Linked DNA regions of Homo sapiens: all the other regions are linked to region 1. The links are chromatin loops, found by intact Hi-C in ENCODE. Cell type or tissue: Caco-2. All regions are shown on one strand. Region 1 has its middle 36 kb from the start of TRIL. Region 2 has its middle 47 kb from the start of PRR15. Region 3 overlaps CHN2 (chimerin 2). Region 4 overlaps CHN2 (chimerin 2).

What was found. Hi-C counts contacts between places; a loop is a spot of excess contacts. Peaks named below come from ENCODE experiments on the same cell type or tissue, not always from the same donor. Only the 100,000 strongest peaks of a DNase experiment are listed, where the experiment ranks them.
Region 2: a loop joins it to region 1, with 11 times the contacts of the local background. A loop is called at or near these places in 9 of 110 quality-filtered maps.
Region 3: it touches region 1 in a loop (12-fold over the local background); 18 of 110 quality-filtered maps call a loop at or near these places.
Region 4: it touches region 1 in a loop (9-fold over the local background); 3 of 110 quality-filtered maps call a loop at or near these places.

The regions. Positions count from the first base shown.
Region 1 is chr7:28,918,728-28,926,727 of GRCh38, reverse strand. No RefSeq gene overlaps it. Among named protein-coding and RNA genes, the nearest start is that of TRIL, 36 kb to the left of the region's middle. In Caco-2, CTCF peaks have their summits at 3,908 (motif pointing left) and 4,763 (motif pointing left); DNase peaks (open chromatin) are centred at 3,887 and 4,747.
Region 2 is chr7:29,606,610-29,614,609 of GRCh38, reverse strand. No RefSeq gene overlaps it. Among named protein-coding and RNA genes, the nearest start is that of PRR15, 47 kb to the right of the region's middle. In Caco-2, CTCF peaks have their summits at 4,475 and 4,677 (motif pointing right); DNase peaks (open chromatin) are centred at 4,699, 5,219 and 7,201; H3K4me3 peaks cover 188 bases.
Region 3 is chr7:29,342,462-29,350,461 of GRCh38, reverse strand. All of the region lies in intron 1 of CHN2 (chimerin 2), which reads right to left. Among named protein-coding and RNA genes, the nearest start is that of CHN2-AS1, 140 kb to the right of the region's middle. In Caco-2, a CTCF peak has its summit at 4,655 (motif pointing right); a DNase peak (open chromatin) is centred at 4,661.
Region 4 is chr7:29,304,873-29,312,872 of GRCh38, reverse strand. All of the region lies in intron 1 of CHN2 (chimerin 2), which reads right to left. Among named protein-coding and RNA genes, the nearest start is that of CHN2-AS1, 100 kb to the right of the region's middle. RefSeq lists an enhancer at 2,473-3,041. In Caco-2, a CTCF peak has its summit at 3,365 (motif pointing right); DNase peaks (open chromatin) are centred at 3,396, 4,242 and 6,342.

The sequences.
Region 1 (8,000 bases):
CAAAGTGGAGCCAGCTACTTTGCAAGTGCTCCCCTTCTTTCTCCTTGCCCATCCCCAGACCATTTAGTTAACCTCAGTGGGACAGGAACCGTCCTACAAATGCATGTGTTTGTCGTCTTAAGAGCTTTGGTAAGCCTACTTAAATTTCAGACAGCTAGAGACTGTCACAGTGGCTTTCTTCTGTCGATAGGTGACATTGTGTAATTAATAACCCTATAAAGCCTTTGAGGATAGCTTTTTCTTTTAAAAATGGAAGCCCAGAGAATTAAGACAAAGAAAGCTACTCTGTGGAGTTAAACGTCATCTTCAAGGAGGAAATTTTTAAAAGTACCTCTACATCTACACGTGGGCTTCAATTATATGTCTCCAAGGTACAGCACCCAGACGTCAAACCACTCAAGCCTGGATGGTGAATTTATGATAGAGGTTGACTTCTTTGTAGAATAAGTTTTCTGTTTCCACAAAATAAAATTGTATTTAGGGGTATAAGCGCCAGAATTTCTTTTAGCAATTAATCAAAATGAATGACCAAAAAGTTTAATTCTAGACTAGAGCTATTAAATTACTTCCGAGCTATGAATGCAGTTTTGATTTTAGGCCATATCAATCCAGGAAAACACAGAACAATGAGCCTGGAGGGTCAGATACTGTGAAGAGCAAATTTGCAGAAGGCTTTTGGGTCGGCAACAGTTGGGTTTCCTTAAGATTTATAGGCTTCATAGGATAGACACACACTTCTTTATTTCTGCTCTGTATGAACACTCAGCAGATGAAGTTCCACTAACCGCTTTCCCCTGCCCCCACATTTAAAAAGCTTTCTCCTTCTCTTTTCTTTTCTATCTCTGTGAATGGCTTAAACAGCAGCCTGTGTTTTAGAACCATAAAGCGTGCATAAACGTTTCATAAAAAGAAATAGAAAAAATGGAAATCTCCAGTGTGAATATGTGTTTATAAGATTATTTAACCCCTTTTACTTTATCACCTTACTTGCTCTGACCCTGAGACCCTAGAATGACGTGGGCCTGAACCCGAATCCTCGGGTGATCAATACTACCTAAAAACAAAGGTGATGTCTATGGAGGGGCGCAAAACAAGGTTTCCCATAGGAGGACTTGCCAGTCTGATCAGTATAACTAGTGAACCCAGATAGTGTGGGTCCAGGAAGTTGGTATGACGCCAAGCTCCCCACCCTCAGAGGGCTCTGGTGTTCCCCGCTGAGGACTCGCATCCCGTTTATAGCTCTGTAGATGTAAGCAGCCAAGATGATTTGGGGGAATTTCTGTGTGACAAAGGAGACAAGAGGCTGTGGAAACCTTCCGTAACAAGTGGTTGAATTGTTTAAGGGATTTTCAAAACCCTCTAACTGGAGAAGCAGGATGAAGGCGAAAGAATACATGACTGATCATTGCTGGCTAACGTAATCAGGTGATTTGTGTTAACAATATGCCACAAAATCCCAGGAACAAAGTCTAGGTCCTGTCTTTAGCCATGTCGTGTCCACGGCAATGTGGACCTTTTATCTGATTATTGGATGGTCCACTGAAGCCATCTTTAGGAATTTAGAACCTTCATAAGAGAAGACGAGATTCAGTCTATGTGGAAGGGTGTTTTTTTTTTTTTAAAGAGGCGCTTGTAATGGTGGTGACTTTCCTTCCTTAACATTAAATGAATTACTAACTCTACATATAATCTTGTGCATTTCTGTCCTTCTTCCCTTCCTTCTTCCCTTCCTTCTTCCTCCCCTCCCTCTCCTTTTGCAGGAAAACTATATTTCAGGACTATGCCCAGCAATGATGGCTTCAAGATCACAATAAATTGTTTAGCTTTTTAGGGGATGAGAGGCAAAATGTTTAAGCACTGGAAAAAGGCACAGGCAGGGGAGATCCTGATTTTGTGAAGCCCAAAGCTCATATGATTTCTTTTAAAAAGAATATACAATTACAAATACAAAATTAGGCAGGAAAGTGAACATTTCTTTAGAATGAAAAATGATATCACAAAAAATTATTGGAGACTTGTAAGTTTAGATCCTTTTTCTCATGAAGATCTCTTTAGGCAATTTACCAAAAATGGCTGATTAGAAATGCTTTCTGATTGCAACCCAGCTTCCTCTCTTCTGGAAAACTCGATGACTCCTCACAGAACTCACAGAGGCCTGTGAGGAAGAAGGGCCTCAGGCTTCAGCTTCACTCGCTTCTCAGGAGTTTGCGTCTGGTCTCAGGTGCCACCTATTTAGAGTGGCCAGCAGCTGATAGTGGTTTATAAACATACAGGTAGGTCCTGGCCATCATAGCGTCAGGGTCCGGGAAGCAAGCAGGGCGGCTCATGGACGAGGAGAGCAGTTTGGGTGTGCAAGACAAGGTCTGGATTCAAGTCCTGCTCAGTACTTACCAGGTGGGTAAACTTGAGGTACTTTACTTCCTTCTTGGAACCTCTTTTTTTTTTTTAATCTTTTCTGTAGAACAAAGGTAATTAAAAGAGATCGGGTTGGGTGCGGTGGCTTACTCCTGTAATCCCAGCACTTTGGGAGGCCAAGGCAGGGGGGATCACTTGAGTCCAGGAGCTCAAGACTAGCCTGGGCAACATGGTGAGACCCTGTATCTACAAAAAAAAACAAAAACCAAAAACCAAAAAACAAAACAAAAAACCCACAAAAATTAGCCGGTAGTCCCAGCTACTAGGGAGACTGACATGGGAGGATTGCTTGAGCCTGGGAGGTAGAGGTTGCAGTGAGCCAAAACCGTGCCACTGCACTCTAGCCTGGGCAACAGAGCAAGAACCTATCTCAATAAATAAATAAATAAGAAATCACGTATATAAAGCACACAGCAAAGCATAGGATAAACACGCAATAAGCCTTTATCTGAGAGTGAAATGTATTTTAAAGTTTGATACTGAAAGTTATGTGTGTGTCTCTTTGCATTTGTCTCATCCCTTCCCTTCCCTTCACTGTTGACTACAAGAGACATTGGAAATCATTGAAAAATCCATTCCCTAGTTAATGTTCCCCGGCTTGCCTTTTATACTATCTGTCGGATCCAATCCATCATGTATGTAATCATATTTTACATTGGCTGCTCTATGAATAAGAAATGAGTGGAGGGTGTTTTGTTTTCTACCTCTTCCCTATCATGAGGGACTAGGTACAGGATGCAGATTTCAGCTCTACAGCTGAAGGGCGCAGATAGTAAATCATTTTACATGCCTAGGATGGAAGACAAGCTCCTTGGGGATTCTGTGATGGTGGTGGAAGAGGGGCCTTCTTCCTGATCAGCACTTTGGGTGCCAGCCTGCTCTGGTCAATGGGAAAGAATGGAAACCTTAGAATTCAACCATATCTGCCTGGGCCTGGGGTGGGATGAACTAAAAAACCAGAGCCTCAAGGTGGCTTGGGTAAAGTGCCTACTGGAATTTACACTTTCTCACAAGCATCAGAGAGATGTTAGGACACAAAAAACTCTTTTGTGCTGCAGAAGATTTTGCAATCTTTGGGTGCCAGGAAAGGTTTCAGTTTCCTTAGCTGTAAAATAGAGATCAAAGCCCCCTTGCTTGCTTCACTGGATCATGTGGAGAACAAAATATAAGCATGAAAGTGAAAACACCTCGCACATCTAGGGAGAGCTTGCAGTATTGCTATGAAAAGTGGTAGCATAAATTAACAGCATGAAGCATTTATGTATCATTTCTCCAACAACCCACTTTTCAGCAATGATTTCCTCACATTTGCATTTTGGTGCTGTTTTGTTGTTTAGATACGAATTAATGCTAAATGTTAAACTCTACTGGGTTCTCTCATTCAAATTGGAGTAACACAGGGAAGGCAATTCTTGTATTCATGGTCTTCTGTTTTCAGGGGGCCGTGGTCTCCTGCAAAGTGCTAAAGCCTCTCTCAAGTATGATGAAACAGCGCCACCGTGTGGTCTCGAGGCTTACCATCATTCACTCATTTGCCTTTGGATTTTTACGGAGCATTGGTCAATAAACATCAGAATATGTGTAAATGCATATTGAAATAATGGAAATTGAGGTAAATTTGGTGGAATCCTCCCATAGCTGTATTTGTGAGCACTTATTAGAGAAAGTATCCATTCATCATTGGCATGGACATGCTTGAATAAGGTTTGTGAGTGACAACAAGCTTAATATTGTCCAAAAGTCTATCTTGGCGATGGTGGTAACTAAAAAATGCATTTTTCCAGAATATCTCCCTCCATTCTCTGATGAAAGAGTCTATATAATGTGTGTATTTCATGAAATGCATTTTATTGTATGCGGAGGGGGAGAGAGAGGTATATAAGGCAACATATATTTAACAGAAAATAAGAATGAAAAATTGTAAAAGTCTTCTTGGCTAGGGCCACTCATTTATCCTGAAGTTAATCAAGCAACCAAGACCAAAGCACTTTGGGGAGCGGCGTGGTAACTATGCATTGGACTGTTACTAAATAGATGAGCCTTTGCCAGGAAATATTTGTTAGGGATAATAGCACAGCAAGGAATGGTTCTCTTCTTTTTAAAATGGCTTATGAATGACAATAACAATAATAACTTACTGTGTTTATTTAGCCAGGCACTGTCTGAAGCACTTTGCCTGCATTGTTCCGTATATTAATTGGAGAGGAGTTCAGTAATGGCCATTTTAAAAATATAATCTAATTTTAAAAAATGCTAGCCAATGTAAGCAGACACACATTCGAGATAAGAGCTAAGCCAGTGTCATTGGCGCTAGACTCAATAGCTCTGAATGCGCTGGGTGGTTGATTCCCTCTGGTGGCCATTCTGGGAATTTACAGATGTAATGCAAATGTCACACAGTACTATAATAATCACAAGCACTGGGATACATATTGGTGAATGCAGTCCTGTCCAGGGAACATGAAGCCACTGGGATGTGACTGTTAGAGTATGACCATCTTTGTTCTTATTACGTTCCTGCTGTAGATGAAAGAGAGAGTAAGTGAATGATCCACTGATGTGCTAGGATTCAATATGGAATGTGGACAGGAGCATACAAAATGATGGGCGTTAATAAGGGGCTAACATGCCACTCTCTGTTTTCCCCTTCAGCTCTGAAATCAAATGGGAGAAAACATTGAAAATGTTAAATAACCGAATGGGTAAGTAAATTGTGTTGTATCCACTGGATCCATTTGAAATAGAAAGCTTCTTTTTATAATATACATTACATCAATGCTCAAGCATTTGTATGTATCTATACATAGAAAAGATCTAGAAGGATAGTTACCAAGTTGCTAACAATCGTAACCTCTGGGGATTAAGGTGAGGACAGGGCAAGAGGATGAAGACTTTTGTCTTTTACTTTATCATTCATTTATTAACACAAACTTGTATTTCTTTTATAATGAAACAATCAAAGTAAACAAATTATAAGAACCAAATATATGCCCCTCTGAAATGTAACATGCCCTGAAAATGTGATAAGTGGGTTAGGGAAATGTTGTAATTCATCTTACGTTTTAGAACTTCACAATATATAGCTTTAAATATTAGCAATCATAGAGCCCCTCTAAAACAGAGTACTCTAAAAGTTTTAGTAGAATTTGTATTAATTCCCTGATATTTTTCTTGCTTTTGAACTTATGAAATGGAGGAGCTTACTTGACCACAGATCTAAAATATTTTCGTTACTTGCTGAGGAGTGTGTGAGCCACCAGTTAAGGCAAGAAATTTGGAATTCTGCTTCCAAGTTCCAATTTAGCTATTCCTTTATTTGTTGATCTTATTTAAAAAAATGTCTTTTCCTGCAAAGCCAATCCAAAAAGGCACATAGTGTTTTGTACACCACAATTATTAAAAATCACTCTGATTCCATGTATGTATATTAGAACTTTGAATCAAAACATTTAAGGTGGTTTTGGAAATCTATATCTAATGTTTAAAATAACATGATATAAAATAGACATTGGTTTTGGGGTGCGGGATAAGGAAAAGGGAGGAAAGGAAAGTGTAGGGACATGAAATGGGGCCAGACGTGAGATGAGTCCACAACATACACTAATGAAAATGAAGTTCTGCAAAACTTTTGGTAAGGGTGAATCATAGATTTGGTTTGCAGTTTACTAGCAATTCAAAGAAACAGGGTAAGCTCCAGGAGTCGCAGGCCCACAAGGCATAGATGAGTCGATTGTTAAGGAGGAACAACAGCTACTGGGCTACTAAGACAAGAAAAAATTGTCTCCTGCTTGACTGGGTTCTAGTTAAAAATAAGATGGTGTTCATCAATCGCAGAGGGAGACGCAGGAGAAGGAGATGGGATCCAAATCCTGGCAGGCTCCTTACTCCTGGGTTGGAGGAAAGACAGCTGTCCCCAGTCCCTCAAAAATTTTTATTTTCCATTTTTAGTAGCCTGCCTTTCCCATCTACCCTGACCCCAACCTGAACTTCATCCTTTCCTCAGTGGGCCCTGAAACGTTCCCCAGTTCTTCTTTATCAGACTAAGCTCAATGAAATGGATTTACTAGACTTTTTCATATTTATGTGTGAGTGATTAATAATAGATTCTGCCCCTGCCCCACTTAGGGCATGGGCATTTATTTTTTGTTCTCTTAGCATGGCAGCTGGGCAGGTGGTCTCAGTATACGTTTGTTATAACAATGGTTACATTTCACTTGGCAACATCATTTATCATCTCCTGTGACTTTTCACTGTATTTACAAATTCCCCTTTGGCTGTAGAGATCACAAGTGAACTCTAACAGATTAAATTATGGCAACTTTATTTACTGCATCCTGGGTACTATCTTCCATATATTTTATTCTAGAATTGTTTATTTTCCTACAGCCATTGCTCACTGAAATTCAGGGTAGGGTCTACTGTGACCCCGTCATCTTTTAAATCAGTCTTTAAACAAGGCCATTCATTCCCAATGGCTGTTTGTGTCATTTCCCCTATCCGCCCGCCTGCTTTAGTGTTCTTCATTTAGCATCCAAGTTCACACATAAAAAACACATTGTGCAATGACCGACTGTGATGGCCTGACCCGGGGCAATAAATGGACTATTCATCTCACCAACGTCTTGGCCTCAGAAGGAGACTTGAAAGGAAAATAAACAAAGTTGTAAGTTTGTGTAGGTGGAAACTTCCAGATTTCCTTTCCCAGACAGCACAAGAAAATTAGGCCAAATGCCCATAAAAACGTAGGCTCTGACATTCTTTGATTCTGCACAGTTTTCCTATACATAGGACGGGAACGTGGTGTGAGCCCATCAAGCGTCTTACACTAAGTAATGGATGGGCCTATTCTAAGACTGGAGATTCTTGTTAGGGCCAGTGTTCCTGCTAATTAACTTGGGTCATGAGTGGACAATGAAGGTCTCAAAGCAACAAAATTTACAGAGTGGGCACACATGGACCAAGGTCAGTGACGGCCTTGGGGAGGAACTGACGCAGCGAGGAGCTTGGAAACCTTCTCCTTCCACTTTGGCCTACCCGATGCTGCAGCATATCTGCCATGCCGTCTCATTCCAAGTGTACTGTGAACAATAAGAACACATCATCACTTCCCCTCTAGGAGGGTCCATGTATGGGACCTGCCATCAAGTAGCAAGTAGCTGGTTGATTTACCAGGAACAGAGCCATATTAGTTTACAGGTTTTCTTACAAAGGAAGTGGCAAGAGTGCAATTGGCCTTAGTGAGGAGGGGGGATTCATGCTGTTGTAGGCTATGCCTCTGCTGGTGTGAATTATTATGTATCTACATCTGGATTGTTCTTCAGCTGGTCTATGCTCAACATGCACCTACCAATATGTTTTTGATAAATATTTTCTCTTACAAATATTTTGCTTAATATCAGTGGATGCTAGTTTGTTTGAGGCATAGGGGTTTGTAACTGATTACCTTTATGGCGGATTAATCTGTTGTCAATACAGAAAACCATTCTTTGATTCATGCAGTATTTCAGGCTGTGAATTGCCTCTACTGATATTATGATATCAGAATATCAGAATATGATTGCTACCTCTGCTTACTTTTAGTTTGC
Region 2 (8,000 bases), 690 kb before region 1:
TGCAAACAGAGTGCTGGGGCAGTGGGTAAGGAGGAACCATTTTAAATCTGATGTTCCTGAGAGGAACTGCTGAGATGCAAAAGTGAGGGAGAAGATCACATGGAGGACTAGAAGTCCCGGCTGGGGGAACAGCAAGTGCAAAGGCCCTGGGGTGGAGGCCTGCCTGGGCTGTCCAAGGTAGAGCAAGTAGGAGAGTGACTTGATTAGGGATAGTGGAGGGGAAGAGCAGCAGGCAGTGGGGTCAGAGTGATAGCCATGTGGATCCTGTGTGGCCTTGTAGGCATTGTCATGACTTTGGCTTTTACTCCCAGGGAGATAGGAGCCAGTGAAGGCTGACTGACCTTTACCCAATTCTCATTTTATAAGAATTTTTGTTGGCCGGGCATGGTGGCTCACGCCTGTAGTCCCAGCACTTTGAGAGGCTGAGTTGGGTGGATCACTTGAGGTCAGGAGTTCGAGATGAGCCTGGCCAACATGGTGAACCCCATCTCTACAAAAAAAAAAAAAAAAAAATGAGTCAGGCACGGTGCCTGTAATCCCAGCTACTTAGGAGACTGAGGCAGGAGAATCACTTGAACCCGGGAGGCAGAGTTTGCAGTGAGCCAAGATCGCGCCACTGCACTCCAGCCAGATCAACAGTGAGAAGCTGCAGAAAAAAAAAAAAAAAGAATTTTTGTCATCTGCCAAACTTATTTGTGAGAAAACACTAAAAGCAGAAAGAATGCTAGTTATATTCAAGGTCACTAAAAGCGAACACTGGAGAACAATTTGGAATGACTCAGCATTAGGAATTTAAAAATTCATTCATTTCTTCATTCAACAGGCATTTATTGCCCAGGAAACAAAAACAGGTCTTACAACATTGTCTAAGAAAAGTAACTGGCACCAAGATTAAATGCTTAATATTTATGTGACAATTATAATGCTATGCCCTGGATTAATGTCAACTTACAGAAATACTGCCCAAATAGGAATTCCAGAGTTCAATTTACAGATGAGGAAACTGAGGCCAGAAATAATAGACAACTTCCTCGAGATCAATGGTGGAGAAAGTGGTGCTAGTGTCTCCATGGCCACAGAGGGATCTATAGACCACCAAATACCTCTCTTTCTTTCTGTACCTCCATTAGCACCTGATAACAGTGCTGGGTAAAATAATATGGCGGAACTAAAAAAGTACAGGCAGATTCCCACAATGTTCTGCTACTAAGAGAAAAGCTCATGAGAATAGGCTATACCCTCCCTTCTTCCCTTTGTATCCAAATGCAGAAAGTGGTCTCTGCGGGAATTCAACCCCATTGTCATTGCTCCACTGACCCATTCAGCTGCCTGGGTCTGTGCAACTCAAGGTGTGTCCCGCTCAGCTGCCAATATTATGGAAAAGCTGCTCAGCCTGGGACAAGGGATTTAACTCCCTGGCCTCATGTTTTGTATCCTGAAAATGAGAAGCTTAAAATGAATACATGATCTCTGAGGATCTTTTCAGCTTGGAAATGTTAGGATTCTGATGAGATAGTTGCTTGAGATTTAGTGCACAAAAGAGAAAGAGGTGAAAAACAATTGGCTCTTCTCTGTTTTCACATTATTGGCTGTGTGGCTAAAGCTGGTACCTGAAATGTAAATATTCTGTGTCTCCTGACCCTTTAAAAAAATCTCTCTCTCTCTCTTCTTTAACCTCTCTCCTTTTTAATGTCTTTTGTTTTCTCTGATTCACAGTCAACTTTGGATTTCTATTAAACTTTTAAAAGGCTTGAGCCAATCTTTCTTGTAAATTGTGGTGGCCAGGGGGCAGCGTGGGAAGAAAGAAGAGAAAAGTTCTTGTTTCCACATGAATCACCATGGAGCAGCATCTGTCCTCAATTTTGGCAAAGCAAATTAAAGGGGAAAAGAGTTCTTATTCACTGGGAGAAAACAGAGACAGCAAAGCCCAGAAGCTTCTCTTTGGTCAGCCTCTCAATTGTATTCCCCCCTCTTTGCTGTCCTCCCAAGGGCTAGACATCCAACACTCCTACCGAGGTTCTCATGACATTGACAGTTTAGCTGGAAACCCAAGACCCACTCCTACTTTCCTGTGGGATTTCTCACTGCCTTCCCATGAACTGTCCATCCTGCAGCCCATGAGGGCGTGTCAGACCCAGAGAGAATAAGAGAAGGCCATGCAGCAGATGCCAGGCAACATGTCTGCTCCCAGTGGCCCCCAGTGGCTGGGCTTGGCCAGCCAGGCTGTGAAATCAGAGACAGCCCAGCCCTCCAGAGCACAGAGACTCCCGGCCACTCTGACTTCATTATCATGCAACTAGGGCACCGGGGCCTTGCCAGGGGCTGCTGCAAGCAAGTTTGCTTAGGGAGACAGCTGGAAAGATGGATACCATGGGCTTCTTTGTTCTCTTTGTTTCTTTTCATTTTGTCTTCTCTCTCAGCATCTCTTTCTGTCTTTTTTCCCTTCCTCACTTTCTCTTATCTTCCTTTTTCTCTGCATTTCCCCTTCTCTTTCTTCCTCCAACCTACGACTCTCTCACTTCTCTCCCTCCACATTTTCCCCATCTCTCCTTTCTCTATTCCCTCTTCCCTTTCTCTTTCTTTCTCTCTCTTACCTTTTCCTTACATGGAGGGTTTACCAAAGAGTTGCTCAAGGATTTATTAATCAGCTGCTGATGCACCAGGTGACCAGGTGGATGAACCCATCTCAATGAATTTTCAACATGGACACTTAGCAATCGTTGCCTGGAAGATTGAAGGAGTTGCAAAACATTTTCTTGATGTTTGTTCCTGCAAAAAACATTAAAAATAATAACTCAGCTGAACTCATGAGTCAGTTGAATTACTGTCTTTGGGTTTTCTCTCTGTCATTGTCTGTTTGTCTCTCTCTATTAATCTTTTTCTCTCAACTTCTCTGTCTCTCATACCCTAGTGAGAAATTAGAGAGCATCATTTCAAGTGTCAGTTAATCTGAAGTGAAGCATTATGGGATTATTAATAAACCAGGACTGAATTTCACTGAGATTTAGAAAGAGGAAGTTACCCAGTAACCTCCATTTCATTACATATCAAAGTGTTTTCTACTTTGGTAGAAGAGAAGTGACCTCTCTCTTCACTCAGGTAGGGAGTCCCAGAAAACCAGAGCCCCAGTGAAGTCCATCTAGAGGAATTTTTCACACGACCAACAGATAAATTTTCTTTCCAAGTAAAGCCAAGTGCTGGGTCCAGGGTGCTAGGCTATCAACACAAGCACAATGAGGAAGACTTCTCTTCCCCTCATAGCAGGAAAGAGGACAGCCATAAATATGTCCTGTGGGGTCTAGCAGGGCCCCTGTGAGGCTAGATGTGAGAAAGAACCCTTTCTGTGCCTCCCAGGGCCTGGTTGGCAGCTGCGCAGAAGGCTACTTCTCCTCAGGGCCACAGAGAGACGGGCCCTGAGGCAAAAGCCTTTGAGAGACCTTCATGGCAACCTGGAAGTTCACAGAATCCATTCTTAACCTCTTTCTTACACTCAGGCCAGGCCTCTGGCCCAGTGATTCTCACATTTAGTTCAAAGACCACTAGACTCCACCTGTACATCCGGGTGAGGGTCTTCTGAGGGAACTTCTGGTTTTGTTTATGTGGATTTACACAAGAGTCTTCTGTTGTCTAAGTTTAATAAACTTCAATGCTATTTCATCTAAAGCAGCCTATCTTTTTTTGGTTATTTTTTGGTAAATGTTGACATTTAATTGACTTCAATAATCTCAAAAACCACAATGGTGGAGGTGGTATTTTCTTTTCACTGTTGATGGAAAAAAGAGCTGAACACAGCTGGGTGCGGTGGCTCATACCTGTAATCCCAGCCCTTTGGAAGGCCAAGGCAGGTGGATCACCTGAGGTCAGGAGTTCAAGACCAGCCTGACCAAGATGGCAGAACCCTGTCTCTACTAAAAATACAAAAAATTAGCTGGGCATGGTGGCGGGCATCTGTAATCCCAGCTACTCAGGAGGCTGAGGCAGGAGAATTGCTTGAATCTGGGAGGCAGAGGTTGCAGTGAGCCAACATCATGCCACCGCACTCCAGCCTGGGCAATAGAGTGAGACTCCGCCTCTCCAAAAAAAAAAAAAAAAGAGCTGAACACAATTCTGGGACCAGAAATGTCAACACTCTTTCCACTTAAAAAATGAAGTATTAGGGAGATACTGTATTTATTATAAACAGATGTGGATCTTATACATTCTGTCAATTTTAACTGTGGAAATAGAAGTCCATCTATCTAAAACATGCACTACTGTCCAACTTTAAATTTATGAAACCTTTCTCTTACATCATTTCTGAACATCTTGGCATCTACTCAAAATCATGAGAAAGTATTACTCCTGCTAAATTCTGGTGTCCAAATTGTACAAACTGCATCTCTGTAGCTTTCTAGTTTCCTTCGTGTGTGTTGTGGAAAGAGTACTATTAATAGCTTTGGAGCAAGGGTTAGAATCCCAGTCCCACTCATTATTTCATCCCTCGGTGCCTCACTCCAGGGAGATTACAATATGTGAGGATTCAACAAGATCATGACAAAACACTTTGCAGGGCACAGGGACTGCCATGCCATGGAAGAAGAATATATTTACAAAACCAAACATTACCTTCCTCTGTGCGTTCGATGACCTGGGCTGCAGACCTTACTCTAGCAAACCGCTAGGTGGCACTAATTTGGGGACTCCTTCCTTTGCCGCCTAAAAGCATCCTGGAATTTACCACCATTCCGTCTCCTCAACGCTTGCCTAAGTGTTGGTGACTCAATCTGTGGATTCCACTCCAATTGGCTTAAGCCCAGTCATTTTGGGATGAATAATTGGCACTGCCATTACTCTAGGAACAAGGCACACATTCCATCTAGACCTGCAGGATAAGTAATACGGAATGTAGTCCGTGGAAAGAGACAGGTACAAAGAAGAGGAAAGAGACAAGGAGAGTGAAAGACAAGCAAAAAAGGAAGGATCCCTCCGAAGAGAGAGACTGAGTGATGGTCAGAGAAGGACAGAATAAAAGCATGATGGGGAAAAGGAAAGGGGAAGTGGGTTAATATTCAACTAAAAAAGGAGGGCTTTATTTTAATTTCTCATGCTAAGGAGCAAACAAACAAAAACACTGAAAGAGAGACTGCCTTTCCTTTGCAAACCAAGAGGCTTTGAGGGCTGTGTCCACAGAGCAGGTGAAGGCACCAGCTGCCCAGCTTGTGAATGCCAGAGATAAACAAACCACACCCAGTTGCCTTTCAACTATCCAAGATACCGTCTCCTCCCTGCGTTGCGGAGGTCGGATGACTGAGAACACAGCCTAGGGTCACTAAAAGGTCTGGAGTATGAGGGAAGGTACCCGTCCTTATTGTTCTTCACTCTGAAAATGCTGAGGCAGAAGCGATTCATGGGACATGAGAACTTTTTAGGCTCAAGGTTAATTCTTCAAGATAGTGAGCTGTCTGTCTCTGGGAAGATACAGACCAAGGATAGGACTGCCTGTTAGGATTCTAGGGGAGGAAGCCTGCCCTGAACCGAGCAAGAGGGTCTCCCAGACCGTCAGGGTCCTTTCTGAAGCCACCTTGTTTCCTATAAATATAAAAAACAGACCCAGCTGTGACAAGCTTCCTGGCTGTCTTTACCCACACCCCATCCACTTGGTGGTCTGAACTCGGGGCTGCAGGTAGGTACAGGAAGAAGAGGCTGTGGCCACTTAAGGTACGAAATAAACATTCCTGCCTTTTAAGCCAACACCTGCAGATTTCACCTCCTCAGTACTGGGGTGGAGAGGAGAGGTTAGGCATTCACTGCATGGGCCACAGAGGGCAAAAACTGAAAAGAAGTCAACCTTCCGAGAACTCGCCACTTTGAGAATATGATACCCTTGCAACCACCTAACTAAATATCTGCCATTAACTCAGTCTAAAAGCATGAAGTACTGTATTCTCCTGAGATTGGGGGAAAATACGCCTCACTGTACCAGTGCGTGAATAATCAAAGTGCTCCTTTCGTTCCCCATTATTCTCCCCTTTCTATTGATGTTGTTGTTTTCGTGTGTATTCATTGTCTCAAAAGCCTGATAACTCATTGTTTTAGAATGTTTGTTAAGGAGCCAGAAGCTAGACAGTCTGGGTCTGAATATTAACCTTGTGGCCTTGGGTAACTGACAATCTCTCCTAACTTCAGTTCCTTCATCTGTTAGGTGGAGCCAAGTTAGGTACGTACCTCAGAGAGCACCTGTATAAAAGAGGTGAGATCACATAAAGAGCTTAGTCCAGGGCCTGACACCATGCTATTAGTGATACAATTATGATATAAAAAACTTCTTTTGCATTTCTGCAATAATTCAGGTGGAGCCTGGCCCACGGACATGTGAATTAGTTCATGTGCTTTCTTGCAGAGGTTAATTTACTATTAGTTTTGAAGAGCAATTTGCAAAGCCAAGATGAGAAATTGTTTAGTGTGATAAAGACTGACTCAAGACCTACAAAAAGTGCTGAGTGAGTTGGAAGCTGAAGCACACACAAGAAAAGAAACAACTGCCAGCTCATAGTCACAGTCACCAGCAAAGCCCGAGGCATGCAAGTTTGCTTTACAATTGCCCTATGCTAAGTAGCCAACCTCTCGAAGAAAAGTTACTCAGCAGGAACTCTGATACCACCATATCACAGTAGCCTGGGACGAATTGAAAAGATCTCACACAGATTACCAGTCAGGTAATTCTTTGAAGAAAATGACCAAACTTTAAGTCCATTTTTGCACTAGTTCCCACATTAAAATATAATCTCATTTTAGAAGGCTTTAGATGATGCTTTATAAGTTGATTTGGAAACGGAGTTCATGTTTCATCTTCTGGTCCAACCGAAGACAACTCCAGAAAATACTTGCTGGTGGCCAACCTCCAGTTGGTTCTCGCTCTTTCAAACTTATTGAAGATATTCCCCACGCTGTCGAGACAGCAGAACCCATTTTATTTTTAGTGCGCAGAAATTCTTTCACTGTCAAAATGTTTCATGGACACCAACATGACGTGTGGTTTGTAGTTTTCCAGCAATTCTAGTTCTCTTGTCAGAACCACTTCTTTCCCCTGTGTTAGCATGGGTCCTTTGAGGGAGCAGGACCCATGAAACTGGGCAAAGCCAATCACCAATCCTATTCCTCTGGTCACAATGATTGACTCAGAGATGGCCAAATGACCTGTTTGTAACCACGGAGACAGAATGAGACTTTGCTGAGAAGCCTGGGAAAGAGTCAGGCTGCCTTCTGCTGTCCAGGTGATAGAGTTGAGAGCTAGAAGCTTCTGCAGCCTCTCTCTAAACCTAGAAAAGAGCTGCTCTGTGGAAGCTGAGCTGAGAGACGGAGAAAGTTCCCAGTGCATCACTAGAGCCATGTCTTTCCCTAGACTTTTCATTTAAATGAAATAATCACCTTTTCATGTGTGAATCCAGTTTGAGTTGGGGTTTCTACCACTTGCCACTACGATATCAACACCTGCCACACAGGATTGTTGTGTAGATGTAATAAGAAATGAAAGAATCCACAAGGAAACACCTAGCACAGCGCCTGGTTTAGGGATGTGCTATGAGCCCCACCCATCTGTGCCAGCAGCGGCAGCCCCAGGAGCGGTCTCACTAGGATGTGAGCTAGGATGCTCAAGGAAAAGCACCAAGCTAGGTCTGAAGGTCTGAAGGTTTGGGAAGGGCATAGAGACCTGCAGAAGAGGAGAAAAAAGGGATGGGAGTTTCAGGCATGAATGTATAACACACACTTGGGGTACACTGAATAGACAGACCAGTGAATAGAATGAGGACTCATGGACAGGAAAATGGTCAACCAGCTGGCCAGGCCGAGGTCTGGATTACTGCAGATCTAGGGTGCAGCTAAAGAGCTTGGACTTTTCCTGTAAGACACAGAGAAATATTGCTGCCTGACTTGACCTGACATATCAGCATTAATCTGACACTTCCCTGGCTACACTCAATGACTTGTCAGAGAGTACATTTCCGAGGCTCCTGCAGTGA
Region 3 (8,000 bases), 420 kb before region 1:
TCAGGAGGCCTTGGTCAAGCGTCAGAGCACAAAACATTTTTAATATGTTGAAACTAATCTTTAGTGCCTCCAACTCTGCCCCACCAACACACACACATATTTGCCCTAATTTCAAACAATACTTTTCAAAGATCAACTTGCGTCTTGGATAGGCTGACACTTAAAAAAAAAATAGGTTTTCAAGGTCATTTAGTTCACTTTGTCATTTGGCAAATGAGGAAAATGAAATGCAGAATGATTAAGTGGTTTCCTCAAGGTCATAAAACAAGTTAGAGGCAGAGGTGAGAGCTTTGTCTTCTAGACCTCTGACACATCATTCATCCTTGCCAGGCAGTCCCCCCAAATTTACATATATTGAAATCAAGAAAACAAAACTATTATATATGTTACTTGAATTCTTGTGAGGCTTAAAAGAAAAAATAAAATAAAGAAAGAAAATTAGTGGTGTGAAAAATTGTCATTAAGCCAAATGGTGGAACATATTCCATCTGTGCACACACACGCATTGCATAAAGTCCAGGAGATACAAGGTACTGGAAATAGTGACAAGATGAAGCATAATGTGTTCTGGAAATGTATTAGTTTGTTAAACATTTTGAAGAAATAACGAAAGGGGAGGAAGTAGAACAAGAAGCCCCATATTAATAAAAAAAATTATCCTTGAACGCAGAAGACAGTTATATATTTTTAGAAAGGAACAATGAATTATAAAGATCAAAGAGGCTTAGAAAGCATATTGCTTAAAAACTTTGACTAATATGTATCTAACCTTTAAAAAATGCGTCAACCTTTTGACTCAGCAATTCTATTCATGGGAATCTAGCCTAAGGTAGTAATTGAACACATGTACAAAGATATAGATGAACAAGATGTTCATCGCTCTGCTGTGTGTAAGAGTAAACCTAAAAGCACAGAAAGAAGGGAGTGGTGAAATAATTATCATAGATTTAGTCATGAAAATGAGAGTTTGCGGTTGAGAGCATAGCCTCCGGAACTAGATTGCTTAGGTTTAAAACCCAGCTCTGTCACTTACTAGCTGTGTGACCTTAAGCAAGTTATCTTCTCTGTATCTCAGTTTTTAAAATCTATACAATGAGAGTAATAATATCACCCAACATACAGCATTGTCATGAGCACTGGATGGGTTAATATTTATAATGCTTAATCTGTAAACAAAAAATCACAAATATGTTTCACTTCATGAAAGCCATGTGTAGGAGAAAGCTAAAAAAGAAGAGACTAACAGAACGACAACAACAAAAGAGAGATTACTCCAGATAAAGAGTGCCATAAGAAAATTTCCTACTGAAGGGTGGGCGTAAGATAAATTAGGAGAAAAAATAACATACAATGTGTAGTCTCATGCCTGGCATACAGTAAATGCTAAACTTGCTGTTATTATCTACATTTAATGATAAGAAACTACTTATGCTACATTGTTAAGTATTAACAAATCAGGTTATAAAATAATTTATTAAATATAATCTCATTTTTAAGAAAAGGTAAATATTCATATATGTAGAAATTATCAAGGAGGCAATAAACCCAATTATTAAGGCTTGCTATACCTGATAGTAAAAATACTTGTGATTTCTATTTTCTTCTTCTGCTTACTTGTATTTTACAATTTTCTGTATATATTGCTTATATAAAAATTAAAAATAATGAGAAATAAATTTGTAGGAGTGCTAGTTTTTTTTAAAAGTACACTGACTAAATAAATCACCACCTCAAAAATAAAGTAGATATAAAAAGACCCAACAAAAATAACTGTTGTAATAACACACACAGCATGTACAGTATTCGTGCAGGAAGAGCTAGGAGTGAGACAAAAGACAGTTATTTCTGCTGCAAAAGGTCATGTCCGATTCCTTTGGCCCTCTTTTAAAAATTCTGTGAAACAAATATCAACGAGTAATTCTAAGCAGGCTGGGAAACAGGTGTCTCCTCTCATGAAAGGATGGGGAAGGAGGGGGAAGATACAGATGCTTAGAAAATGATCAAAACCTTTAAAAAATGGGTAATAAGACCGTTGAAATAATCCATAAAGAATCTGAACATGTTAAGAAAAGAAAAGAAGAGGAAAGAAAAGCGGGTTAAAGGGGCCTGGAAGTGCAGGTTAAGACTTGAAAGCCACCTTAAGAAAACCTTACGTGCTAAAGTTTTAACTAAACCCCAAAAAGATGATGCTGCTGTTCTGGTCTTTGAGGGAAAACAAAGAATTCTGGGATTAGCCTACAGAAAGCTCCTCCATGTCTGAGAAAGACTAGGGAACAATCGGGGCAATAGGGAATAGGTGGCATAAAAGCTCATCTTCCTGGTTCAAGAGCACAGCAAAAATAAAGTAATACCTCCGTTGTTTTTACTGAACTTTAAAGTAATACACCATTGCTGAAAAACAGAAAAAGTCCAATAATTTAAACATGTACACTGTAGAAAGTTCCCAACCTGAGGGGGAAAAAAAAGCACCATTAAGAGATTTGTGTGAATCCTTCCAGATTTTGTTCTGTGAATAGCTAGAATAAAAATTTACAAAAATGGTTTCATACCATACATACTGTTCTGCAATTTGCTGTTTGAATTTCATGATATTGTTTTAGCATCTATCCATGTCAGCGCACATAGATCTATGTTATTTTCTTTTTATAACTGTTGCTTGGACTTCCATTACATGAGTATAGCAAAATATACTTAGTTCATTTATGTAATAATTTCTAATTGATGGACATTGAGACTATTTTCCACTTTGGGCTATGATATGGCTTCGGTCTGCGTCAATTCAAGTTTCATCTTGAAAACTGTAATCCTTACGTGTTGAGGGAGGGACCCCGGTAGGAGGTGATTGGATCATGGGGGTGGTTTCCCCCATGCTGTTCTGATGATAGTGGGTGAGTTTTCACGAGATTTGATGGCTTAAAAGTGGCACTTCTTTCTTTGCTCTCTCTCTCCCTTGCCACCTTGTGAAGAAGGTGCCTGCTTCCCCTCCGCCTTCCACCATGATTGTAAGTTTCCTGAGGCCTCCCCAGCCATGCAGATCTGTGAGTCAATTACACCTCTTTCCTTTATAAATTACCCAGTCTCAGGCATTCTTTATAGCAGTGTGGAAATGGACTGATACAGTCCACTATAAACAATGCCACACTGATACAGGTGCAGTATAGATTCAGGGAAGTTGAACTGCTGGGTGAAGGGTCTCTGTATTTTTTATTTTAAAAGGTCATTTTATTTTAAAATGGCCTTCAAAATAAGTTAGGTCAATTGAAATTCTCAGCAACGGGTACAAGAATGCCCATTTCCCCACACCCTCTCTCACCAACACTGGGCTGTTATCAATATGCTCTTAATTTTTGATGCCTTAAGACTCAGTTAGAAAACTCACAGATGAGACTAAGTATGCATTTGCAGGGAAGCAAATGGAGACACAGAACGCTCCTGGAAGTGAACCTGTGGAAACATATGGCCATGGAGTGCAGGGAACATACGCGAATCCACACGTTTGGATGGCTGCAGCTGGAAGGCTGTATTCTTCCAGGCATTTTTAGCTCCAGAAATATGTTGATTTGATGGAATCACCTGAGGAGCAAGTGTAAAGGAATTTGGAGACTGATTAATGAAGAAAAATTAAAGAACACATGTGCTCCACTTGGCAAAGTGACAACTGAAGAGGAAATACCTGCAAACATCTGGGAGAGCCAGATTCCTTCACTCGGCTCAGTGGAGGATGACTCGACTCACAGAAAAACACAGGTAGAGGCTTTGGAAAATGAAAGGAGCCAAAGTTTCACCGATGTAGAGAATGAGCTATCAAGGAAGTTGAAGATGACCTATTTTTAAAGAACATTTCAAATAAAGCTGTGTATATGGCATCATTTAAGAAACAGAGGGGAAGGACTGGGTTTCTCCCTCTGCCATCCCCTCTCCCAGAAAAGCCAGATCTGTGCTGTCACTTTTGATTTACTGATGCATACATTTGTAAATGGGCTGCAGTAGGCTTCTTCCAGGGAAGTTGGGTGAAAACAGGTTTTTCAGTCAAGCATGGAACAGCCTCACGATGAGATGACAGTTCAGAATTTGTTGGGTGATTAGCTTAATGGGCCCAGAATGGGTTGGGATCCAAATGAAAGCAAACAACAACAGCAGGAGTGGGATGTTGTGTCTGTGCACATGCTACAATATGTCTTTGATACATACATTATGCCCACGCTTGGGTCCTCAGCAGCACGTCCTCATGGACAGAGTGTACAGCCTGTAGCTATGATCTTGTCAGGCCAGCACGGCCAAATGGTGCCAGGCCTGAGCTGCGAGACTACCTGGAGGTCATCCTGACTGCTGCAAAACACCCAGATCTGAAGGCTGTTAGAGACCTTGCTTGCTAATGCTGGTTCCCTGCACTCCCCTGAGAAATTAGACATCCATGTATTCTCTTTGGAAACTCTGCTTGGGTAAGGGATGAAGGCCTGCTGTCAGTCTGACTATGAAACTCATAGCACGGATTTTTCTAACTGCTTGAGTCCCACTTGCAGAGAATAGTTAGTAAGACAAATTCCAGGAATTACTGCTGGACCCTGAGGCTGGGCCCCAAAGACAAGGGAAGTAAGTGACTTTCTGAAGATGATGAAGCCATGGAGGGCCTTGGGCTGGAGCCTGTGGTCACTAGAGGGCACCGGGGCCACATGGAGCTTCTGTCTTGAGCTACTTATTCTGTACACAGAGGCATGATGAGATTCTCCCATTCAACAGGTACTTATTGGATAAATGCAACGAGCCAGTCCTCGGGCACAATACGGTGAACAGGTAGAGAGGCCTTACGAAACTCTGCACGATCTGGCCCCCGGTCAGCATCCCCTGGTCATCGCATTTGTCTCTCCTCTTGCCCTTTAGCCCTCATCCACTCTGGCTTTTCTTTTGCTCCTCGAACACACCAAGACCATACCAGTCTTAGGGATGTCATGCAGTCTCTTCCCTCTCGCGTGCACACTGCTGGCTTCCTTATCATGGGATCTCAGCGTAAATGCTCTGGCTCCTCAGAGACATCTTCCTGGACCCACCAACCTACAGCATTTCCCCAGATACTCTCTTCAATTCTCTGTAGAGCCTTTTCACCATCCGAAACGTTTTGCTGTGTGGTTATATATTTCTTTGTTTACGTTTTGTCTTCCCATGCTAGACAGATAGCACTGTGAGAGTAGGAACCTATTTATCTTGTCCTCCAATGTGTGGGTCAGCCTTAGCCTGTTGGGTACTTTTTGTGAATTAGAAAAAGCTGTCTTTTTCAGGCAGGTGTACAGCTTGGCAATTAGACAGCACCTGTGTGTAGAGAAGATGTTTCCTCTGAGGGACAGAGCCCCAAGCCAGAGCATGTGGCCTGGAGAGGGGAGCCCAGGCTGTGTTCAGCCCCCACTTGCCCTCTCAGCTAGGCACAAATGGCACAACTGAAGTGGCCATGACTGCTGTATCCCAGGACACAGCAGGTGCTCAAAGTGTTGGACAAGTAAAAGACAGAAACCCAAAACTTGCATTCTTCTGAGGGTCCCAAACAAATAACAAGGCAACTGTAACATAGCAAGAGGATGCATACAAGGAGCATTGATGGTGGTAGGACTCCTCAGCCTTTGGAAGGCTGCATGGGGCAGGGGCAGTCAGGCTCTTCCCACACCTTGACGGATCACCTCTGCCTTGAGTAGCCCTGTCCAGGGTCCTTCAAGAGCAGTCTCAGAGGAGTGAAACCTAAGAGCAAGGCCTAAAGTCCCCAAAGACAAAGAGAAGAGTAAGTTCTGTTACCACAGCACGTGGAGCCCAGTCAAGCAGATAGGCTATTGCCTGGACATCTACTGCAGAAGCCCACAGTAAGGAGTGTCTATGTGGATGGATAGGCTCTTGGAGGATACACAAGCTGAGGTGTGGCCTGCAGGAACCAGAGGCAAGACAGGACATGGCACTGAGAGCCAGAAGTGTCTCAGCTTGCTGGCTGAAACAGGCTCTGTTGTGTCTGGATGGGTGGCCAGAGGGTGTTTTGGAGGGGTGAGGGATTATATTAAAGAAGTAAGTAGGGGCCAGATAATTAAGCGTTTTACAACCATGCTAAGGACTTACCTCTTCTAAAGGGCAGGGAAAATGCAAGCGGGGATAATACAGAGTCCAGACTGTATTTGAGAAGGATCATTGCAGTTGAGAGTGAAAGTGGACTGGAGGATGAGAAGATGGGAGAAAGAGAAGAGAAGAGGCAGTGAGACCAATCAAGGGACTGTCCAGTAACCGAGGAAGGTGACATTAATGATCTGAACTTGAATGGTGGCAGTGGAGACGGAGAAAATGGGATGGACTTGAAGGACACGGAGAAGACAGAATCTACAGGCCTTGATGACAAGCTGGACATGGACAGGGAAGGAAAGGAGGGAACATGACTTCTGGCTTGGGCAGAGGAAGATGAATGGTTTTTGGCTTAAGCATCTGGATGGGTAGTGATGCCATTCACAGAAAGGGGCAGACCAGGGGAGAAGCAGGCCTGGCAGACAGCAAGGCTCTCAGCTTTTGCTGCTGGAAAGCGATGGCTGAGGAATGGCCAAGTGAACATCTCTAAGAGACCTGCAGTTCAGAAAAGAGGCCTGGACTGGAGATCCAGGAATGGAAACCCCAGCATACATATGGCAGCTGTAGCCACTAAAGTAGATGACATGACACAGGGGGAACATGAGAGTGGGGGAGGGAAGGCTTTGACAGAGCCCCTGAGGAGCACCAGCACTGAAGGGATGAGAAGAAGAGGGAAAGAGGCAGAGACCAGAGCGATAGGAGAGAAACCCCAAGATGGGGCGACATGAAAGGCAAAGCACAAGACATTTAAAAAGGGGGAAGTGGTTAACAGAGGCAGCAGCTGCTCCAGTGAGATACACATGGAGAGAGCTGTTGCTGCAGCAACATGGGGGTTTCTCATGACCTTGCAATGGGGTATGGGTGGAAGCCACAGGCAAGTGATGTGAAGGTCAAGTAGAAATTGAGAAAATAGAGCTTGTAAGAGGGAGGTTTGATGGAGAAATGAAAGCAAATGGTGGCAATACAGGGAGACAAGGGGTTGAGGGAAAGAAAAGACACAGGAGCTTCAATTTGGTTATCATCGTCATTACCTTTGCCAAACCACTGGCCATGTCCCTGATCTCCCTCTCTCCCGAGGCACTCTCCCTACTTGCTGGTACAAAATGCAGATTTATCACAGCCAGCTGGAGATGCTTTCCTGGTGGACAATTTCCTCTTTTATTATTCACACACTTCCTCCCCTGCTTTCTTTGGAGACAACCTCACCACCACTACTTCTATTCAACCTAGAGGCCTGTCTCTCCTCCCCAGACATTTGCCTTCCAGTAGCTCCCTGCCTCTTTACAAATTATTTTCATCAAAGGAATGTTTTCCTGGCCTTCCTCCAGAAGAAGCCCTTTTGGGTATTCATTTATTCATCCAACAAATATTTACCCAGAGCTTACGCCCTAACTGGCACAAAATAGTGCACTAGACATGGGTGCAGATATAAAGGCAAGATGCAGAATCTAACCACAGGAATCAGTTAGGAGAAGAAATAAGACATCAACTTATTCATTCATCCAATGAGCACTAACTGACTGCCTGCTGGGTATCCGGCCCCTGGCCACATGTACATATCACCATAACACAAGGTAGAAAGCGGAGTGTTATAAGGGCAAGATCAGACCTAAAGTGCTGCTAGAATGGAGGGAGAAGATTATTTTACTCAGTTATTTCTTAATAGTTATTCTTTTATTCATCTCCTTCCTGAAGAGGTTAGCTCTTAGACAAGGAGAAAATTTAGATATATCCCCAGTCAGCTCTCCACTCTTTCCATTTAGAAGAGCCAGCATTTTCTCCTACTATAATGATATATTTTTTGGTGCATCTTGAGTTCACTGTGGGCATTTGTGTCTCTTCAGATATATGATGGTTGTGGCAATGACAGACAAACCTCTCATTAAAGCAACCCATAGATCATGGCCCTG
Region 4 (8,000 bases), 390 kb before region 1:
TTCTGGTGGTATATTTTAAGCTGGTATTTTGCAAGTATAATAGGTTATTTCTATTCCTGTAAGACTCCATTTGTTTTAAAAATAATGCCATTATTTGGGAATAGTCTGAGTTTCTTAATACATCAATTTCATCTTAATAAGTGACACCCTAGAAAAATGTATTCTTCAAGCAGGAGAAGCAAATTTTTTTCAGAGCTCCACTCTCTCTACGGCAGTAAGCAACATGTTGAAGAACATGTTCTTCTGCACGCTCATTATTATTTAGGTCACTTAGACTATTAATCCTTTTGAATCTCTGCTGTGTTACAATAAATCAGAAACCACATCGACATTGTGAGGTTGCTCTGACCTCTATAATAAAGTTAGCTTCTTTTCCCTTCTTCTGCCCCCAGACAAAATCTATGGCATGTGGTGACACACACTTTGGTCAGATTAATTCCTCTCCATTTTACCTACAGTTTGAAAGAGAAAATCACATTGTGCTTGATGAGTTTTGATCAACTGTTCAAAAAAACATATTTGGCAAGGTTCAGGGGAACGGAAATTAAGAAGCAAGGGAGGGAGAGAATGAGGTAGGAAGAAGCAGGAGGGATTGAGATGGTTTCTCAAGAGAACAGGTGGAGCAAAGCAGAAAAAAAGTGGAAAAGATAAGCAAGAAAGAAGAGCATGAAGAAATGAGAAATGTAATGCCATTTCAAAAAACTGTTTTCAAACCATTGAGAAGCAACAGGCAGTCATGATTCGACCACTGACAGCTCGCTTATATGTGACCAGTTACAGAGCTCTGATATGACAAATGAAGGATTTGTATTAATTTCCAGTACTGTAGTTGCCTCAAATCATACCCAAAATTTAAAAGAAGAGAACTAGAGAAGCATGGATACAGGAGTAAAAATGTCATCTAAATATTACCTCAATCATTTACCTAACTTGCCCTTGACATGTTCTTCTAGAATCTAAGTCACCCCCCTCCTCCATTATTGAGGGCAAGACTCTTGATCTGTTTTCTTGCTTATTTATTTCAGGTGGGTGCTTAAAACAATGCCTGACACATGGCAGATGCTGAGTAAATACTCGTTGCCTAAATAGCCATTCAATCAGTGTTTATTATGAGATTCCTACATGCCAGCCCCTGGGCTTGGCACCAAAAAAATACAGATAAATTTAACACATGATCCCCCCTCTACAATGTGGTAGGGGAAGAGAGACAAGTGAAAGACCTTAGAAATATGAGAAGCAGCAGCAGATATATATGCTCAGCATAGAGATGCTGGAGCCACACTGCCTGTGTTTGAACCTGAATCTTATTAGTCCCTATCTGTGATGTCTTTGCAAGTTGCTTAGCCTCTTTGTGCCTCAGTTTTCTCATCCGTGAAGTGGGGCTATGATCCTCACAGGGATACAGCCAGGATACGGGAGAAATATAAAGTACCTGGCACAAAGTAAGTGTCAGGAAGCGCAGTAGAGATTAAAAGGTTCTGTGAGAGGATTCAGAACAAAGAGTGAGGCATAAAGAAGGATCAGTTCTGGAGACAAAAGTGGGGACTGCCAGGAAAGACTCCAAGAGAACACGTGGCCCTTGAACCTCTTAAGATGGATCACATTTGCCAGGTTGTCGGTGACAGGAAGGACAATGGAACGGTGTAAGTGAAAGCCAGGAGGCAGGGAGTCCCATCAACAGGTGACAAAGGCAGGGGCAGGGAGAATATGATGGAGGGACTGGATACAAGAGATGCTAACAAGGCTGAATCTACAATGAATCTACAAGGCTCGGAGACTTATTAAGTGTGCAGTAGGAAGGGAAAACATCTGTACTGAGGACAGACAGAAAAGCAGGTTATGGGGCTTTTTAAATTGCACATTAATGACTTGTTTTGTTGTTTAAGAATTCTTTCAATAGTTTTCTTTTTAATAAACAAGTAATTATTTGGAGAATTTAGTCAATGTCATAAACTGAATGCTTGCATCCCCCTAAAATTCTTATGTTGAAATCCTAACCTCCAATGTGATGGTGTCAGAAGGAGGGGCTTTTGGGAGATGATTAGGTCATGAGGGTGGAGCCCCCAGAAATGGGATTAGTGCCATCTAGAAGAGACTCTGGAGAACCACCTTCCTCCTCCCACCATGTGAGGACACAGTGAGGACACAGGCCCTGTTTATGAATCAGGAAATGGGTTTTCACCAGACACCAAACCTGTAAGAAACAAATTTCTGTTGTTTATAAGCCACCCACTCTGTGATGTTTTTGTTATAGCAGCCCAAATGAACTAAGACAGTCATCTAATTTTTAAAATACCATTTTAGAATTTTATATCACCTTTCAAAACAAATATGTATTAAATACAGAAAATTTGGGAACTACCGTTGGGCACTAAGAATAAAACAACAATCACTCATAATCCCATTTACTGAACTAAGCATCCCGTTTCAATCTTTATATTTTCCATTGTTTATATTTGTATACATTTTAATTGCAAATACAGGATCATATGGTACCCACTGTTTTGCAGCTTGATTTTTAAAAATTAAACATGAATGTGATTATATTCATTCAATATTCTTCTACATGTTCAATTTTAATGGCTTCAAGTATTCCACTCTATGGATGTATCATAATTTATTTTTATCTCCTCCCTTATGTGAATGTATAAGTTGTTTCCAGTTTTTTTTCTATTACTGAACATTCCTGTTGATACATCTTTGTCCACATACTTGATTTTAGTGTTCATTTTAATGTATTTTATCCGTGTAACCATGTTGAAGTAAGGGAAAGTAAGTTAAATGTAGTTTATTGTACTCTTCACAAGAATTAATCCAGCCACAGCTTCTTGGTCCCCCCACCTAGGAAATGCCATGTGCCTGCCCCATGAGAGACAGAACAAGGTGGGAGAGGCCCATTTGAGGCAGGGAGTCCTGCCTGGCCAGTGCTTCCAGGGTACAGGCACTTGGGCCCCTTCAGCAGCATTCCCCAGACCCTAGACAACCTGGATCCATGTAACAGCCACAGCAGGGCCCATGAGCCCGCGAGGTCTCCACCCTCACCTGCAGGAGATGAGGCAGCAACCAGCCTGCGTGGCAAAGTGGCCCAGCACCTCCCTTGGAGCCCTACTCAGAAAATGGGAGGAGAAGCACATTTGGTGGCAAGGCCAGAACCTATTCCCATCAGCTCCTTGATCTTCGTGAATCAACAGAAGAAAACACAAACTCCCGAAGTTACGCAACTGGATTTGATTATGCATCATTTATTTCCTTGGGTTAGGCATTCCACTTCTCAGACTGCCACATGCCACTAGCTCATGCTAAGCCAGAAAGGACAATGACAATGGGAAAGAAAAGGAGAAGCAAAATTAGAAAACTCCTTCATCTGAGGTGGCATGCTCCCACCACCGGGGGCCACTGTGAATATATTAATAGGAACAGGTGGTAGGAGGAGAGGAGCCAAATGCTTTGTCCTCTATGAGTGGAGAAGGGAAGGGTGGGGGAAGAGTTAGGATGGTATCTGAAAGGGTCTACACTTTCTCAGAAATACAAGAGCAGAATTAATCAACCCAAATAAGGAGAGCACTGCTACTCTCAGGCTGCTCATCTGGAAGACTGGACTCAAATTCTACAACCCAAAGAGCGGTGACTTTCCAAACACTTTTTGAACCGTAGGCCAAAGTCCTTTATTTCTAAAAACAAAAACAAAAACAAAAAAAAAGCTTTTGGCTGCTTCTTGAAATTTATTCTTGTAAAAGACTATGACCTATTTATTCTGTCCTTGCTATAATAGTGGATACCCTCTAGACAAGGTCTATGCTTTCCATTCATTCACTTGTTGGGTCATTCATTCATCATCCATTCATCACATACTAATAAACTATTCTTGGTGGGTAATCTACTCTGTGCAAGATGTTGCATTGCCAGGTTTGTGCACATAGTAGTGAGCAAAACAGACATGTTCCTATCCTCACACCCTTCTGGTCTTGGAGAGGAACACAATTAACAAAGAAGCCAAAAAATTATTGAGTATAAAGTGCAATGGAGGAACTAAATAAGGTGTTTTCATAGAGGCTAATGAGACAGATCTGCTTAGCACGGTTATAAGAGGCATCTCTGAGGAAGGGCAGAACAGGGCTATTATCCACCCAACTACTGAATTTTCCTCCTGGGCACACAGGAAGACTACATGCCCAGCCCTTCACATCCAGGTGAGGCCATATGGAATGTGGCCCAGGTGATGTTCATTCCAGGCCCAGCCCACACAATCCTCCACGCATTCCTTGCTCCTCAGCAGGTGACTGCAGAGATCCTGCTAAGGATTCCGAGAAGGCACCGGGGGAAAGAGAGGTCACAAGCTGGAATGGTTGGTGGCTGTGTGGAACAAAGCAGAATCCCAATTCCTATCCCAACACACACACACACACACACCCCAACCACCTTGCACTGTGACGTGAGGGACACGTGCTTTATTGTTTTAAACCACTAGGATATTGGGTTGTAAGTGATAGCACTTAGACTCTTCTGACTAACAGAGGAGGAAGGGTTAAGCTAAGGCCTAAAAGATGGGAAGAAGCCGGTTCTTGGAAGATCTGGAATAAGGGTATTCAAGGCAGAGGAAACAGCATGAGCCAAGGGCCCACGGCAGGAAGTCTGAGGAATGGAAAGACAGCTGGAGGAGTGGGAGCTGAGAGAGTGCAGCGTAACATAAGGTAAGGCTGGAAAGACAGGAAGGAGAGAAAAAGCAGGAGCTTGTAGACAACAATTAGAGTTTGGATTTATTCTACATTCTCCATACTTTTCCAACTCCTTTGACACAGTTATTTGTATGCCGAGATACCCAGTAGACACTATTAGCTGATTTATTTAAAATGACCAAAAATCCAGAAAGATGCAGTGCTAAATGCATTAGTTTTCTACTGCTGCTTTAATAGATTAGCACAAACTCAGTGGCTTAAAAAAACAAGAATTTAATATCTTGAATTATGGAAGTCAAAAATTCAAAATAGGTCTCATTAGGCTCAAATCAAGGTGTTTTCTGGGCTGGGTTCTTTCTGAGCAACATCACCTGGGCCACATTCCACATGGCCCCAATTGGATGTGAAGGGCTGGGCATGCAGACTTCCTGTGTGCCCAGGAGGCAAATTCAACAGCTGGGTGGAGACGCTAAGGAAGAATCTATTTTGTCCACCTTCCTTGACTCCTGGTCCCTTCCTCTCTTTTTCAAAACCCAGCAGCAGAGCATCCTTCAATGACTCTCTGACTCTCACACTCTACTTTGCCTTAAATGGGCTCTTGTGATTACACTTGGCCCACTCGGATAATCCAGGGTAATTTGCCCATCTCAATCAAGGTCACCTGGTTAGCAATCTTACTTCATCTGAAATCTTAATTCCCACTTGACATGTAACAACATATTCACAGGGTCCAGACATTAGAACAGAGACATGTTTGCAGGGACCATTATTCGGTTCACCACAGTAGGAATACCATTACTTGTAAATTGATGTTGACTAATCATACTCACCAACCTTGTAACTCATAGACTCCTTTTATTCTTTCCCTTCAAACTGGATGATTTGAAAGATCTGATCTCCAAAACAAACTGAACTTATTATGTAGTTACTGATAGATAATTATTCCATTAGCTTTTTTATTAGGCTTTTAAAAATGTATAAAAGAGGCTGCAGACCCCTCAAAACATCTGAAGTGATTGTAAGTTGGGAACCATTAGATTTACAGACAACTGAGCTTCTCAAATCTCAGTTCCCTTGGTCTGGTTAAATGATTTAGCTGAAGGCGAATCAGCGAACACTGATAGGATATATCCAGGCACATCTCTTTCCTGCTGTCCCCAAAATGAGAGATTACGGATGTCCTCTTGAAAATGTCACCATAAGAAAATCATACTCTTAAGAGGAAGGAGGCTTGGACGTTACTAGTCACATCTTTAACGCTGAGAGCTAATTATTCCACATGCTTCACACCACTGGATGGAAACACTCATTATTGTGTTAGAGGACAGGAATCTGGCAATTCTGCAGAATGCAAATCACCCAAAGCCATTCCACTCAAGCTGGCCTGATTAAGTTTGCTGTCAGCCCTCAAGGATGCTAACAAAGCTACTGGGACAGGAGGGAGTTCACGGCAATTCTTACATACTGATTACACTGGATTAAGTGATTTGCTACATTTAAATAATAAACAATACACTTGAAAAATCACCTTGAACACAAGATTCCCTGGACATTTGTTCCTGGGGATGAATGTGTCACAGGGCAAGGATATAACAGTTCATTCAGCATGTGCTCTATCGCCTTGGGCTTTAACACCCAGGGTCCCCCTTTCCTGCCACAGCCCCTCCTCTCAGTTTATACTCATCTTCTGACCAATCAGCACTCTCTTAAGTGACACCTCACAAAGGAATTTTGCCTTCCCATCACATCTCTTCTACATTTGCTGCTTTGTGAATCCTCTATTATTTATTAAACAAGCAACTCAATCAGTGCGTTCCTCCTTTCTTTTGCATGATGCCAGTACCTCCATTTTCAGAGATACCAATAATTAACTTCCTAGCAAATGCTTACCTTGACTGCAGTTTTTAATCTTCAGATATCCTCCCAGGAAACTGATAAGGCAATAGAATGCTTTCAAGTCTGCTTCTTAAGACACCACCAGTTTAGGGACCAAAGATTTATTGACTTACACAGTGCGCTATTGAGTAAATCAATGAATAATCACATACCAGCTTCCATAACAAATCCTAAATAGGCCCTAACTTATGACGGGACAGAAAGTAAAATTATGGTATTGGGAACATCCTGAGATACTTGTCTGACAACGATTGTGCATTTGGCCCACAATCTTCACTGCTTCTCCTTTAGCTATACCATTCCAGCAGAGCTAGAAGTGAGCATTCTAGATATGAAACACAGAAATCTAATATAGTAATAAAGATTCAAGTAAGCATGTGTCTAAGTTTGGATGGGGAAAAGGAGAGGGAAAGAGGAAGGGGTTGGAGGGGTAGAAAGAGGGGAGAAAGAGAGAAAGGAAAAGGAGGAGGAGGAGGAGGAGAAAGACGAGGAGGAAGGAACGGGAGGATGGAGGGGAGGAGAAGGGAGGAGAGGGAAGAAAGATTTACATATGAAATAGATGCACATTCTTTTTCAGAAGAGTAAAATTTGGGCCCAAAGAGTTAGCTTCTGGGCAGCCAGTGTGGCTTTCTACACAAGTAAACTTTATCAGGCTTTTCATTCTGCGCAATGCCAATCAAATAGCTAACTCTACAATTGCTTTGATTACTAGTCTCTAAAAATTATCCAGCTATTGACCCAACTTTCCATTTTATCATGCTTAAGAATTAACAAATGCAAATTTTCTTCCAAATCACAAGCTTTGTAATAAATAACGATAAGTATCAAAACTAAAAAAAAAAACTGATCTTTATCATAGAAGAGACTATCCCTGTTAGAATGTTGGGTGCTGAATATTTTATGATTTAGAGCATGTAGAATATGGACAGCAGGTAAAGGGATGTTTTCTCCATGCCATTTCTTTTATTCATACGTAATGGGGTTGCCTGACATAGTAAGAGCTTTAAAAAAACATTGTTGGATAAGGATCTTTTATACCTCTTTGAAACCTTATAAACACTCTTCTTTCTCTGGAATGATTCATGGGGTCCTCAGAAAAACACCCCTTTCCCCGGCAACAATCACTGGGAATTTCCTGGCCTGCCTGTCGTATCCTCTGTGCAGGCAAACGCTGGCTGTTTAGAGCTCCTTCCTTGGCCACTGGAAATCTGGAGGCTCACCCTCCCTTCAGTGTCCCTTTCCCCTCCAAGTAGCTCTCCAGGACAGGATCTAAGTTGAACCCATGCCAACTGACCTTGGGGCCTGGCTCACATCTGGTTCACGGGAAACAGACGTATCCTCCGCCCTGACAATTTCTAGATACTCAGTCATCCCCTAAGGCCACAATCTCAGAGCAACCTGCCCTTTAGATTTTTCAGAGTGAGTCAG